Regions from separate parts of the Homo sapiens genome. Here region 2 is linked to region 1. Evidence: chromatin contacts called from ENCODE Hi-C or POLR2A ChIA-PET data. All regions are on one chromosome and are shown on one strand. The core of a region is the stretch at or near the end of the contact, and the rest is flanking DNA. Distances in the headings are between cores, read along the strand shown.

What was found. Hi-C counts contacts between places; a loop is a spot of excess contacts on that map. ChIA-PET counts read pairs that join two places held with the same protein, here RNA polymerase II (POLR2A). Pooled maps may share reads with other maps.
Region 2: a map of naive thymus-derived CD4-positive, alpha-beta T cell shows a loop between it and region 1 (6-fold over the local background). The contact joins two enhancer-like sites. A Hi-C loop is called at or near these places in 6 of 168 maps with a recorded cell type or tissue (IMR-90, Jurkat, mammary epithelial cell and 2 more), 10 of 37 single-sample maps with no recorded cell type and 14 of 50 pooled maps. POLR2A ChIA-PET finds 5 or more read pairs at or near these places in 3 of 52 experiments (IMR-90, K562 and activated T-cell).

What each region holds. Positions count from the first base shown.
Region 1 is chr5:133,107,932-133,114,433 of GRCh38, forward strand. It overlaps LOC105379178 (a long non-coding RNA gene), which reads right to left. Exons shown (of 3, transcript XR_948792.2): 2 at 6,328-6,502; 3 at 3,137-3,584. Among named protein-coding and RNA genes, the nearest start is that of HSPA4, 59 kb to the left of the region's middle. RefSeq lists an enhancer at 586-635. Within about 2 kb of position 3,445, at least 2 of the 41 ENCODE cell types and tissues checked have a DNase peak (open chromatin) inside an H3K27ac peak, as active enhancers do.
Region 2 is chr5:133,369,200-133,375,455 of GRCh38, forward strand. The region is part of intron 4 of FSTL4 (follistatin like 4); the gene reads right to left. All of the region lies in intron 1 of LOC124901068 (a long non-coding RNA gene), which reads right to left. Among named protein-coding and RNA genes, the nearest start is that of CTB-3M24.3, 16 kb to the right of the region's middle. RefSeq lists enhancers at 1,309-2,508, 1,611-2,145. Within about 2 kb of position 1,517, at least 2 of the 41 ENCODE cell types and tissues checked have a DNase peak (open chromatin) inside an H3K27ac peak, as active enhancers do.

The DNA.
Region 1 (6,502 bases), core at 2,195-4,694:
CCAGGCTGGTCTCGAACTCCTGACCTTGTGATCTGCCCACCTTGGCCTCCCAAAGTGCCAGGATTACAGGTGTGAGCCACCATGCCTGGCCTACATTTTTACACACACAATGTAGGTTATAAAACTACATAGCCTCTCATGTTTTGAAAGAACATTAAATGGGTTTGCAATAAAAAAGCCAGAAGGATTTTCCCAGATGAAGTGGTTTTTAGGGTGGGATTGTGGGTGATTGTTTATTTTTGCTTGTTTCTGTTTTCAGAGTTTGCTACAATAAGCATTTAGGGCCAGGCATGGTGGCTCATGCCTGTAATCCCAGCCAAAGTGGGAGGATCTCTTGGGTCCAGGAGTTCAAGACCAGCCTGGGCAACATGGGGAGACAAGCCCCTACCCCCCACCGCCTCCTGTCACTAATAAAAGCATTTAGGAATTTTATAATGTTAAGAAAACTAGAAGTGTGTTTTAAGAAGAATGGCTCCAAGGTTTCAAACCTAGAATACGGGATATGATTGTACATGTGGAGCTTCTAGTCTTGAGTCATTGGAGATGTGGTGGGAGTTTAGATTGAGAAGTTTTCCTGGGTGGGGTTGAGACATCGAAGCTCCAGGTGGGTGTGGATGGAAGCTTTTGGGGCTGGAGTCGTGTTCCTCATTGACGGGATGAAGGCTTGTGTTGAGATGTGTTAGGAAGAGGAAGTAAAAGCTTTGAAAGAAGGAACTGCCAGAGAGGAGTTATGATGCATAAAGCATGTTGGGAGGAAGGGAGCTAGAGATGTGAGATGTGGCAGTGGCCAGCAGGGTTAGATGCTTCAGTAGGGTGGGAGCTGGGTGGGGTGAAGGGGCTTGAGGTGAGGCTGCAGGTGCTGAGTACTTGGTCAAGAAGCTTGGCCTCAGCCGCCCCGTCCGGGAGGGAGGTGGGGGGGTCGGCCCCCCGCCCGGCCAGCCGCCCCGTCCGGGAGGGAGGTGGGGGGGGTCAGCCCCCCCGCCCAGCCAGCTGCCCTGTCCGGGAGGTGAGGGGCGCCTCTGCCCGGCCGCCCCTACTGGGAAGTGAGGAGCCCCTCTGCCCGGCCAGCCGCCCCGTCCGGGAGGGAGGTGGGGGGGTCAGCCCCCCCGCCCAGCCAGCCGCCCTGTCCGGGAGGTGAGGGGCGCCTCTGCCCGGCCGCCCCTACTGGGAAGTGAGGAGCCCCTCTGCCCGGCCAGCCGCCCCGTCCGGGAGGGAGGTGGGGGGGTCAGCCCCCCCGCCCAGCCAGCCGCCCTGTCCGGGAGGTGAGGGGCGCCTCTGCCCGGCCGCCCCTACTGGGAAGTGAGGAGCCCCTCTGCCCGGCCACCACCCCGTCTGGGAGGTGTGCCCAACAGCTCATTGAGAACGGGCCAGGATGACAATGGCGGCTTTGTGGAATAGAAAGGCGGGAAAGGTGGGGAAAAGATTGAGAAATCGGATGGTTGCCGTGTCTGTGTAGAAAGAAGCAGACATGGGAGACTTTTCATTTTGTTCTGCACTAAGAAAAATTCCTCTGCCTTGGGATCCTGTTGATCTGTGACCTTACCCCCAACCCTGTGCTCTCTGAAACATGTGCTGTGTCCACTCAGGGTTAAATGGATTAAGGGCGGTGCAAGATGTGCTTTGTTAAACAGATGCTTGAAGGCAGCATGCTCGTTAAGAGTCATCACCAATCCCTAATCTCAAGTAATCAGGGACACAAACACTGCGGAAGGCCGCAGGGTCCTCTGCCTAGGAAAACCAGAGACCTTTGTTCACTTGTTTATCTGCTGACCTTCCCTCCACTATTGTCCCATGACCCTGCCAAATCCCCCTCTGTGAGAAACACCCAAGAATTATCAATAAAAAAATAAATTAAAAAAAAAAAAATAAAAAAAAAAAATAAAAAAAAAAAAGCAAAAAAAAAAAAAAAAAAAGAAGCTTGGCCTCTGAAATGAGGCATCAGTCTGCGAGAAAGGAGGTTGGGCAGTGTCCTGTGTGTAAATGGGGATGGTTCCCACCACTTACTTGAGACCATTGGGAATCTTGGAGTTGCCAGTACATTCCTTGGATGTACTTGGCTTTGGCTGGGGCAGCCCTGGGCCATGACCCTCTAACCTGGAATGCCACTGTTTTTGTGAACTGCTATTTTGAGCAGATATTGCAAGAAGTGTAGAAACTAAAGAGGTGACTTCTTAAGCATCAGTCTAGGAGGCAAATAGGGAAAATGGCCAAGTTGAGGTACAAGCAACACATCTGGAAAGATAAAGGAGGGTGTAAATTTCTGGAGGATCAGGGAAGGAAAGACCTCAGAGTATTTAAAAAAATACAGAATGCTTTCCAGATTTGCTCAATATCCATGGGCAAGTGCCAGGCTAATCCTGACCTTATTCCTCCAGTTTCAGCACACGTCATTAGGACAGGGTGAGTAGAGACTCTTTACTCTCCCTTCGTAAGTGGCATTCGCCAGCTTCAAACACAACACAGAAAAGACTACAGAAAGCTGTGTTTTTATCGGGCCTGTTCACTAGTGTGTCTGGGTTTACATCCTTCAAGGGCGAGATGGACTATTAGATTTGGAGTCCTGGATCAGTTGAGGGAGAGAAAGCACTGCAAGTACTTTATCACAAGTAAGCAGACCTTTACTCACCACATACTGGAGGTCTCCCATTTTTTTTTCTACATGAACTTTAAAATGTATTTTAAAATATCTATTATTTAAATTAGACTCAGCTAATGCTTGCAGAAGAGAAAGCTGGAAACAGATGGTCTTGGAAGACCAGTCAGTGGCCCAGCTTCCAGGATGTAAATCCCAGCAAAGGATTTCTAAGGATGAGCTGGGTCAGTATATATTCCACAAAAGGATGGTTCCAGTTATAGGGTACCTTTCAGGAGTGCCAGTGGGGAGCTTTGTAGGACCCGTGTAAGGCTGCCATGAGGAGCCGGTGAGCTGTCTGGGTTAGGAAAGTTGAAAGGGCCCATGCAGTGGTAAAGGAGGCCGCAGCATGAGTGAAGGTCTTTCCTCTGTGACTGGTCCTGTCCTTGTCTTCTACATCCCACAACTGAAGGAGGGACTCTGCCTGGGTTACAGCTGCCTCCGTGCAGCCCGGCAAGAAGCAGGGAATGGAGAAGGCGCTCAGTGAATACTTGAAGGCAGAAATGCAGTATTTTACTGTTTTCTATTATTTTCAATGAGGGGAAAAACGGTAAAACTCTTTTTGAAGTCATCAGACCTTCCATTTTTGGGGATGAGGAAAGAGTCTCACAGAACGGGTGGATGGCAGAGCCAAGAATTTTAATGCCAGCTGTTTTGAAGAGTGCTACTTTTCTGGAAAGTTGTATGGCTAGACTATGGGGCTTTTGCCTTCCAAGAAGTCGCCCTGAGTGTAGCATTAGTTGGAGTAACACTCCCTAAGAATCTGACGTTCCCCTCCGGCCAATTCTGATTTGGTCTTGTGTGAAATCGCAGTGCTTGTGTTGCCACATGGGGGCGCCATCGCTCTTCCTTTGCCGTGGTGGTTGGTTCCGTGCGTAGATCAGACTTCACTCCTTGAGGAGTCCCAGAAGTTTGGAGAACACAGACGGCCACCTCCTCTCCTTCTGGGTAGCTAAAAGCAAAATAAGTATGGTTTAACAGAGTCCTCAAGCTAGCAAGCAGGGGCTCAAGCAAGAAAGTAGGCCTTTTGCTACTAATCTCTTAGGTCCTTACCACCCAAAGTATGACATCACTGTTAAAAAGAAGAATCTTGGACTGCTCCCAGACCTCAGGTAGATCCCAGCCCAGTGCTTCTCAGTATACCTGGGGATCTTGCTAAAATGCAGATTCTGATTCAGCAGGTCAGAGTGGGGCTGAAGAGTCCATTTTTTTTCTTTTCTTTCTTTCTTTTTTTTTTTTGATGGAGTCTCACTCTGTCACCCAGGCTGGAGTGCAGTGGCGCGAGCTCAGCTCACTGCAACCTCTGCTGCCCGGGTTCAAGCGATTCTCCTGCCTCAGGCTACCAAGTAGCTGGGATTACAGGTGCCTGCCACCACGCCCGGCTAATTTTTGTAGTTTTAGTAGGGATGGGGTTTCACCATCTTGGCCAGGCTGGTCTTGAATTCCTGACCTCGTGATACACCTGCCTTGGCCTCCCAAAGGGCTGGGATTACAGGTGTGAGCCACCATGCCCGGCGAAGAGTCCATTTCTATCAAGTTCCCAGGAGATGCCTATCATGGACTGTGCTTTGACTGAGAAAGACAACCTATAGGAGCCTCAGTTCCTTCGCCTGTAAAACGGGGGTAACACCAGGCCTGTCCGGCATGTGAGATGATGCATGCGGAAGGCACTGAAGACAGGAAGAACAAAGGTATTGCTCACAACAGGTGTGCAACTTGCCCTTTAAAGTGCAGAGTAGCTGACCCAGACATAAGTAGTCCGAGTTACCATAGCCTCCTGGCCTTTCTTGTCCTTACCCCACCAGGAGCCCAGGCTCCAGAGGAACAAGGTAGAAAGTCAACCTAAGAACCAAAGATGTACCGCCCTCCCGTGTGACATGGTCATAGTCCCCGGATGGGGAGGGAGTGCTGCTTCCTGCCCCTGGGGTGACACGTGAATCCATCCCACCTGGATGGAGGAACGGAGGTCCCTCTTTCCTTTTGACTTGAGCCAGTCCAATGGACTCAGCCTCGTGTGATCCTATTAGTAGCTTCAGCAAGGAGCAGGAACAACACACTGACCCCTGTTCAAGGTGGAGTTCTGTAGCTGTGGGTAGAGACTCCTAGAAAGCAGCGATTTGCCTCTGAATCCTGGACATCTGCTGTAGAAAAGTGAGGAAGAGCTTCAGAATGCCTGGGCTCCGTGTGAGGCTCCTGAGGCCCAGTTTTATTTCCTTGCCTAACTTGTGGTGGAGAGGCCAAATATGCATGGCATAAAAGAGACAAGAAGGCCGGGTGTGGTGGCTCATGCTATAATCCCAGCACTTTGGGAGGCTGAGGCAGGTGGATTGCCTGAGGTCAGGGGTTTGAGACCAGCCTGGCCAACATGGTGAAACTCCGTCTCTACTAAAAATACAAAAATTACCCTGGTGTGGTGGCGGGTGCCTGTAATCCCAGCTACTTGGGAGGCTGAGGCATGAGAATTGCTTGAACCTGGGAGGCAGAGGTTGCAGTGAGCCATGATTGCACCACTGTACTCCAACCTGGGCGACAAAGCGAGACTCTGTCTCAAAAAAAAAAAAAAAGACAAGATTTCTTGGTGTATGAGGGTTCCCCCCTTCCTTCAAAGAGGATTGCCCCTTGGCATTCATCACTGTCTACAAGTTCGGTCTTGGTCATCTTATTTTGCAGATTTCTATAATGCCCAATCTGGAAAATGGGCAGAAGAGACAACACAGGAGAGGTGGAGGAGAAAGGGTGGGAGGAATCTCCTTGTGGACCAGCTCCCAGGCTCTCCTTTGAGGTAAAGCAGTGGCTCGAGTGTGCATCTGAATCCCCTGGGGGCCTGGTTACACAGATGACTGGGCCCGCCCTCCAAGTTTCAGATTCCATAGGTCTTCAGTGGGGTCCTGGAGTTTCATTTCTAACAAGCTCCCAGGTGAGCCTGCTGCTTTTGTTCTGTGGATAGAGAGTCCGGGTGACGGGTAAAGGAGAAATAACTGGGGCTGCTGATTCACATCACAAACAGCTGCGGGTGATGGAGGTTGTGGGCGGGAGGTGGAAAGAGCGAGGCTGAGTACAATGGTGAGGAGTAGGAGGAGAGGGAGAGGCACAAGCGTTTCTGAAGAAATGCCAAAGAAAGTTTGGTATCTCTCTGGAACTGTTTCTGAACACAGGACATTGTGTCTTGTGGGCTATGTGACTTGGCCCTAGCTTGGTTGTGGCCAGTGCTAGTGTGTGGAGCAGCTCTTCTCCGGGCGGCTGGCTTATCTCCATGATGCTCCTGGCTCCCTGGCCTCGCTGAGTAGTTGGCACGTCTGTGACTTCTTTATCCACGTGTGTCTTTTTCCTGGCCAGGTGGAAAGCTTCCCCAGGGTGGAGGAGATGTTTGCCAGGTTAAGGTCCCTTCTCTAATGGTACCCACAAGCCAAGCTGCACCCCTGTCTGCCCCTCTCCACCCCTGTCCTCAAAGTGGAGAATGGCTCTGTGGCTTGGAGGGGCCTTCACAGCCCAAGGGAAAGGCCTCAGGGTCTCCGATGTACCCGAGTGAGACATGCATGTCAGTCAATTTCCATTAAATCAGATCCAGCGCTTCAGCTTGCTCCACACAGCTTTTAAGGACACTAAAAATAAGCCCTAAATTGGAGCTCCTCAAGCAGCACTATCTGTTAATGAAATTGCTTCCTGTTAATTTGAGTTTACAAAATAAGTATCACCTGACAATCTGGCGTGGCTGTCACGGCATCCACCCCCAGGAATGGGCAGCTGGTGGAGGACTTCACCTGGGAGCTGAGGACTTTCTGGCCTCAAGTGCCATGGCAACCAAAGGGGACCCGGCGGTTACAACAAATGGGGAGACTGGACTTCGTTTGTTGGCTTGTTTGTCCCTTT
Region 2 (6,256 bases), core at 267-2,766, 260 kb after region 1:
TTCCAAAGTTTAATGCCCATCTGGCATTTGAGGCTTGGCTAAAGAGAATCATGCCTCTTAATAAAACAAAAAGCCAATTACACAAGTTGTTACATTTGGCAGCTGGTATCTTGCTAATTTGCAGCATGGGCGGTCCCTCTGTTAATCCCCTCCCTGGGCTCATTGCTCCTGTGTCTCCTCAGCAGGACCTGGGTGGAGAGCCACACCGAGACATCTCATGCCACTCACAGCAGAGTCTCAGAATATCATGATGAGAAGGGGACTGAGAAAACAGTAAGGCCAATCCCCTCTATTGCACAGAGGGAGAAACTGAAGCCACCTGGCAGGGGGTTGGGTGGGAGGACCAGGCTTGTTCCGTCACAACCTGGTGAGGTTAGAACACCAAGTCCTGGCACCCAGCCTGACACAGCCCCTCCCACTGCCCAGGCACCTACTTTCTTATTCTCCACAAAATGCTCAGCTTAGGTGGGCCCCATTCTGACAGGTGGGCGCCTCCTACACAGTGTGATTTTAGAGACTCTAGCAGGCTCATTTGGCCTCAAACGACACCATTAAGGGCAACACACTTGTGCCATTTGATTTACTGGGTGGGTTCTGTCACCTGGCATCAGCAGGGCTTAGTTAACCCATTAGGCACCCCACTCCAGATAGTCTCAGAGCTGAGGAATCCCTGGTGGCAGAGGACACAGGGCAGCTAGCTATGACACAGGTAGAAGAGCACCTCCCTCCCTCCCTCCCCAGGTGCCAGTGAGGCGCTGCTGATTTGATCCCTTTGTTGGGGTTGGTCCTATCTAGCAGGGCTGCCCTCCACCCACCCAAGCCAAGAGCATCCTACTGGATTCCAATCCCCCTCCTCCAGGAAGCTTCCTGGCCACCCAGCTCTTACTGTTCTAGCTCCTTTGAACTGTCACCGTGCATGTGGTCATAGCCCCACAACCTTCATCTTCAATCATGCCCTAATATTTTCTGTCTGCCCTGATGAGACCCAGAGTTCTCCAGGGCAGAAGAGGAACATGATTTCTGCCCAGAGTTCTCTGCTTGTCGCTGAGGAAATGACAAGGTCGCTTGGAATATGGCAGCTGTGGTTGGCAGGCTGGGCTGTGGGCAGGGAGACAGGCTGAGACTGAGATGGCCCCTCACTTGGTATCTGCCTGCAGGCCAGCCTCTCTAAAAGTGAAGCATCTGGATCCTATTTAAGGAGCCTCTCCCTGTGGGAGAGTCCTAATTTTTTTTTTAAACATTAGCCATGGCTGGGCAGGAAGCCTGCTGGAGGATACCCAAAGTAAGACAGGGGTCCCAGGCCTGAAGGGAAACAGGACAGTAGTTCTCCCAGGCAAGCCAGCGTGCTCAGGGTCCTGTGTGGTCTGGCTTCCTAGGCAGAGTTGTGTGAGGACAGGCTCGGGGAAGGGCAGCATGGGTCCTGAAGCATGGTCTTTGGGCAGTCTTGGGGTTTGGACTCCTGTCCCGCCAGCTGGAGAGAAGGAATGAGGGATGAGGCGGTGCTGTGGGAAGTGGGGAGAAGGGGTAGGCAGGTGTGAGGCAGCAGTGAGTCAGAGGCTCAGGCAGCCTCGCCCTCAGAGCAGAGGGGGTGGTTTCAGGAATGAGAAGAAGGAAAGAAAGCCAGAGTTCAAAGACTCATTAGGGTCTAAGGCAACTGGCCCCATGGAGCAACAGGGAAAGGCAGGTTGGGGTCATCGAGTGGGTGCTGGGGTGCTGAGTCAACCCAGGGTAAGAGATGGCTCTCCCCTGCCATGACTGGCTGCAAACTGGGTTCCCAGCACAGACGTGAGCTTGGACATCAGGCCTGTGATGACAGAGGCCCTGGCTGCCTCCCTGGCCAGTACCAGCCTGGTTCTCTGAATGCCTGGGTAGTTCTGGGCAATGCTGGCAAGCAGGGCCCATGCAGGGATGGGGCATGGAGGGACAGCGCACAGAGGGCCAACGGTCCCGAGGACTCAGAGGGTCACCAACCCCAGGCCATCAAGACCGGCCAGCTCTGGGACTTAATGGAATGAGCCACACAACCTACAAAGGGTGTCCACTCCGAGACTCTGACCACGTAAGCTCTGCCCATGTTTTGGGGCTGCCCAGAAGCCAGCACTGCTTTCCCAAGGCCCTCACCGCAAGAGGCATTCCTGACATTTAACATATCTACTCTTGAGGGTTTATCCCATGTAGGTCTCGTGAAATTTAAAATCATGGCTAGTGTCCCTAAAACTCCCAGGATGGGAAAAAGCAAGCATGAGGGAAGAGGGTCTACGGAAAGTGTGGGCCTGACTCCTGGTGGCAGGACGGACCTGTCTAGGGTGTGAGAGCCGCTGAGTGTCCCTACAGGGCCTCCACTTGTCTGGCACAACACAAGAGCTCCCAGGGGAAAAGCCTCCATTTGAAGTGCCTGTAAAGTAATGCGGAATGTGTCAGATGATTCATGTGCGTAAATATCAGTTGGCAGACAAGGAAATGTCATTTTCACCTTTGTTCTCAGATTCTTTTGAAGTGTGAAAAAAGATGGTTTCAGCGATCACTGGGCATTGTTTGTTACAGGAGCATCATTAAAGAAACTGATTTGGGGCTTGAAAAACACTGAGGTATGAACACTGTCTGTTAGAGCTGGAAGGACTCCTCATCGTCAGACCTCGCTCCCGGGGCAGAAATTCCTCCGCCTCTTCCCCAACAGCCTCGGCTGCTGCTTGTCCACTCCCAGGGACGGGAAGCCCACTTCATCACCGGGAGGCCCATTGCAAAGGCAGCCCCAGCTGTTGGAAGGCTCACCATTTTATGGTGGAAACTGCTTCCAGGAGAGAGGAATTGAAATCCATGACACTGACAAGCAGGGCATTTGAAATTGGCCTCCCTGTCACCCACCCACAGGCCGAACATGTGCCTGCTGGGGCTGCCAAACACACCTCATCAAACTTCCAGGTAAAGGGCCATCAGCTTTGGAGACAGTTTTCATGTTTCTCCCGCCAGGGAGATAATGCTTCATGCTGAGATTTGAGGACTGGCAGGGGAATTATCTATCTATGTATCTATGTATCTATGTATCTATGTATGTATGTATGTATGTATGTATCTATCTATCTATCTATTTTTTAAAATTTATTGTCCTGTGGAATAAAGTTTTTAGACTGTGTGTGATCCTAGTCTTTGCCCCCTGGAGGTCACCTGTGTGTCAGAATCCCCCTAAGCACGTGACACCAAGGAGAGAACACATAACTGAGCTCAGTGTTTACCTTGGTATTAGGACTGGGTCATGGCCCAAGGCTCCTAGTCGCCAACCTTCCAGGCCTTTCCACAACGAGCCCTGGAGTCAGCAGGAAGCCAGCCAACAGGCTTCTGCAAAGGATCTTTTAAAGGTAGTAAAAAGCCAATGAGGACAACCACAATTCCAAGCAACAGTTGGAGTGGGAGCCATAAAACCAGCCCGATGAAAGAGAGCTGTTGTGTTTTAGTGTTAACATCACTTATGGGGGAATGGATCCAGACACATTCTGAACAGCCTTTGTTTCCCCTTGGGTAGCCAGCTCCTCTCTGGAGAGTTCAGGGAATCTGCATATCAAATGTGGCATTTTATGGTGCGAACTGAGCCTCCAGCGGGGAGGAACTGAAATTTCTGGCATATACAGGCCGGGCACTCTGCTTTAATTGTGCCCAGAGGGAGGGTGACTCCTTGTAACAGGCTTCTTCATGTTCTTTGTCACAGCTGCTTTCTCAGCAGCTCCCACCTGTGAGAACATCATGGCTGGCTGCTATGGACCGAATGTGTCTCCCCAGAATTCATACATTAAAGCCTAAATCCCCAACGTGAAGGTATTAGGAGGTGGGGGGAGCCTCATGAATGGGATTAGTGCCTTTCTCAGAAGAGACATGAGAGAGGATCTCTCTCTGCCATGTGAGCATGCAACAAAAAGGTGGCTAAGAAGCCACCCCAAAAAGGTGGAATAAAATTTTCATAGTTGTCTAAATCACCTATTTGGTGCTATTCTGTTAAGGAAGCCCAAATGGACTATTCTAATCCCTGCCAGGAAGGCCTGCGGCTATTACGAAGAGCCCCCAGGGCTCTGCAGCCAACAAGAGCTGACATGACACCACCAGCCCACTGCCTTTTGGGGTGATGCAGGAGGTGGGCGGTCAGCACCTTGAATCTTGGACTGTGGGAATTATAGGGATTGGAAGAGTTTTTTCCGAGGGTAACTTCCTTGAAACACATCCTGAGAGTAAGAATGTGAAATCCATGAGTAACACCACCATGTGGGAGGGTTGCACAATGAGCTATATGTAGAAGCAGAGATCCACTGGATGCACATACAAGAAGGAACCAGTGTGAACAGGCGGCAGCACCAATGTGAAAATGAGTGAGCTGGAATATACTGCTTCATGGCCAAGCTGATCCATAACTTAACACCAGGTTGGGTGTGTGGGATGCTGGCCCCACACTGAACAACTGTTTGGGGCAGACCCCACCAAACCTACCCTCCCTTCTTGGGAAGCCTTGATCATAACCTAGTCCATGTAGACTGGGTTGGGGCCACAGTGCACCCTCCATCTCCCTGGGTGGGGCACTAAGATGGGTGAACAGCACAAGCACCTGAGCAGCAATGGTCCCCAAAATCTCAGGATGAAGCATCACTTGCCTCTACCTTCAGCAGCATGATGCCCTTCTCTATGTTGGCTTAAATAGAACTGGTCACAGAGCTTCAGAGTTATCCCCACCCCTCAGGAAGCATGGGAAGTTTCTTCCCTTAGACTCCAGCTCTCTCCTGCAGTAACCACACTCAGCAGCACAGATGTGAGGGCTAAGCTGCTTGCCTCTGCCTGACCTGAAATGAAGTCCCTTGGGCAGGGAAACCCTGAGCCCCACATTAATCTAGCTAGCCATGTCCTGAGTGGTAACTTAGAAGGGTGATTTCACAGGATCTGGGAAGGTCCTCCTGCCCCCTCCCCTGGCTTCCCTATCCTCCTCCAACTGCCCACACTCAGACTTACTGACCTGGGCACAAAGGATTTTATTTGATAATTACAGGTGGTTAGATGTGCAACTTTCTCCTATTCGGTCATTATGGAGGCAAATTTATTCACGAGAAGTCCCTTTCTGGACAAGGGTCCATTGTACTGGTGGAGCTGAAGGGAGGAAAGGGGTCCACACAGGGGTTCTGGGCCCAGGGCACACAATGATTTTACCAGAGACAAGCCTGAGTTCACCATCTCTTCTCTGTGGAATTGAGCTGTGCAGATGAAATGGTCTTTTAATATTATCTCTTCTAGAAAGAAATTGTGACAGTACTACCATCTTGGTTAAATATGAACTTTCCAATCATATTCTTGGTGGGCAGTTAAACAAGCAAACCAAAAACCCCTAACTATGCACTGAATGTTTGTGTCTCCCCAAATTCATATGCTGAAGCATAAATCTCCAATGTGATGATACTTGGAGGTGAGGTGTCTGTTAGGTAATTAGTTCACAAGGATGGAGTCCTCATGAATGGGATTAATACCCTTTTAAAAAAAAGACAGGAAGAGATGATCTCTCTCTCTCTCTCTCTACCATGTGAGGTCACAGCAAGAAGATGGTCATCTGCAAACCAGGAAGAGGACCCTCACCAGACACAGTTCTGCTACCACCTTGATCTTGGACTTCCCAGCCCCCAGAACTGTGAGAAATAAATTTCTTTAAGCCACTTAGACTATGATAATCCGTTATAGCACCAGACTGACTAAGCACCCCTCATTTCAACAACTCAGGCCTATGACAGTGTTAGGTGACATGGGACCACAGATCAGACAGAAATCTTGGAGTCCCAAAACTTTAGAGTTGGATGGAACCTTGAGAGGCAATCAAATTCACGTCAGCCATCTAGAAATCAGTAGGTGGTATTCGAGGAGTGAGCTGGTGCATAACCTGGTTGGCAGTCTCAACTTAAACACCTCTGTCTCTCCTGAAGGGATTCTCTGCACTTTCCCTGCAGCACTCTTGAGCACCCATTACCTGCTGTTTTCCAAAGAAAACAATGGTTTGACTTACTGTTGTATAAAGAGATCCATTTATAAAGAGCTATTTTGAAAAAAAACCCAAAACATAGGGTGTGCATGGCATATATATATATATATATATAAAAGACTCTAAAGTTACATACCAAAATATTATCCCTGGTTCTCTCTGATGGTAAATCACTTTTATTTTTCTCTTTTGTGCTTTTCTGTATGTCCTAAATTCTCTGGAAATAATACATAATACCTTTGTAATCAGAAAAACAAC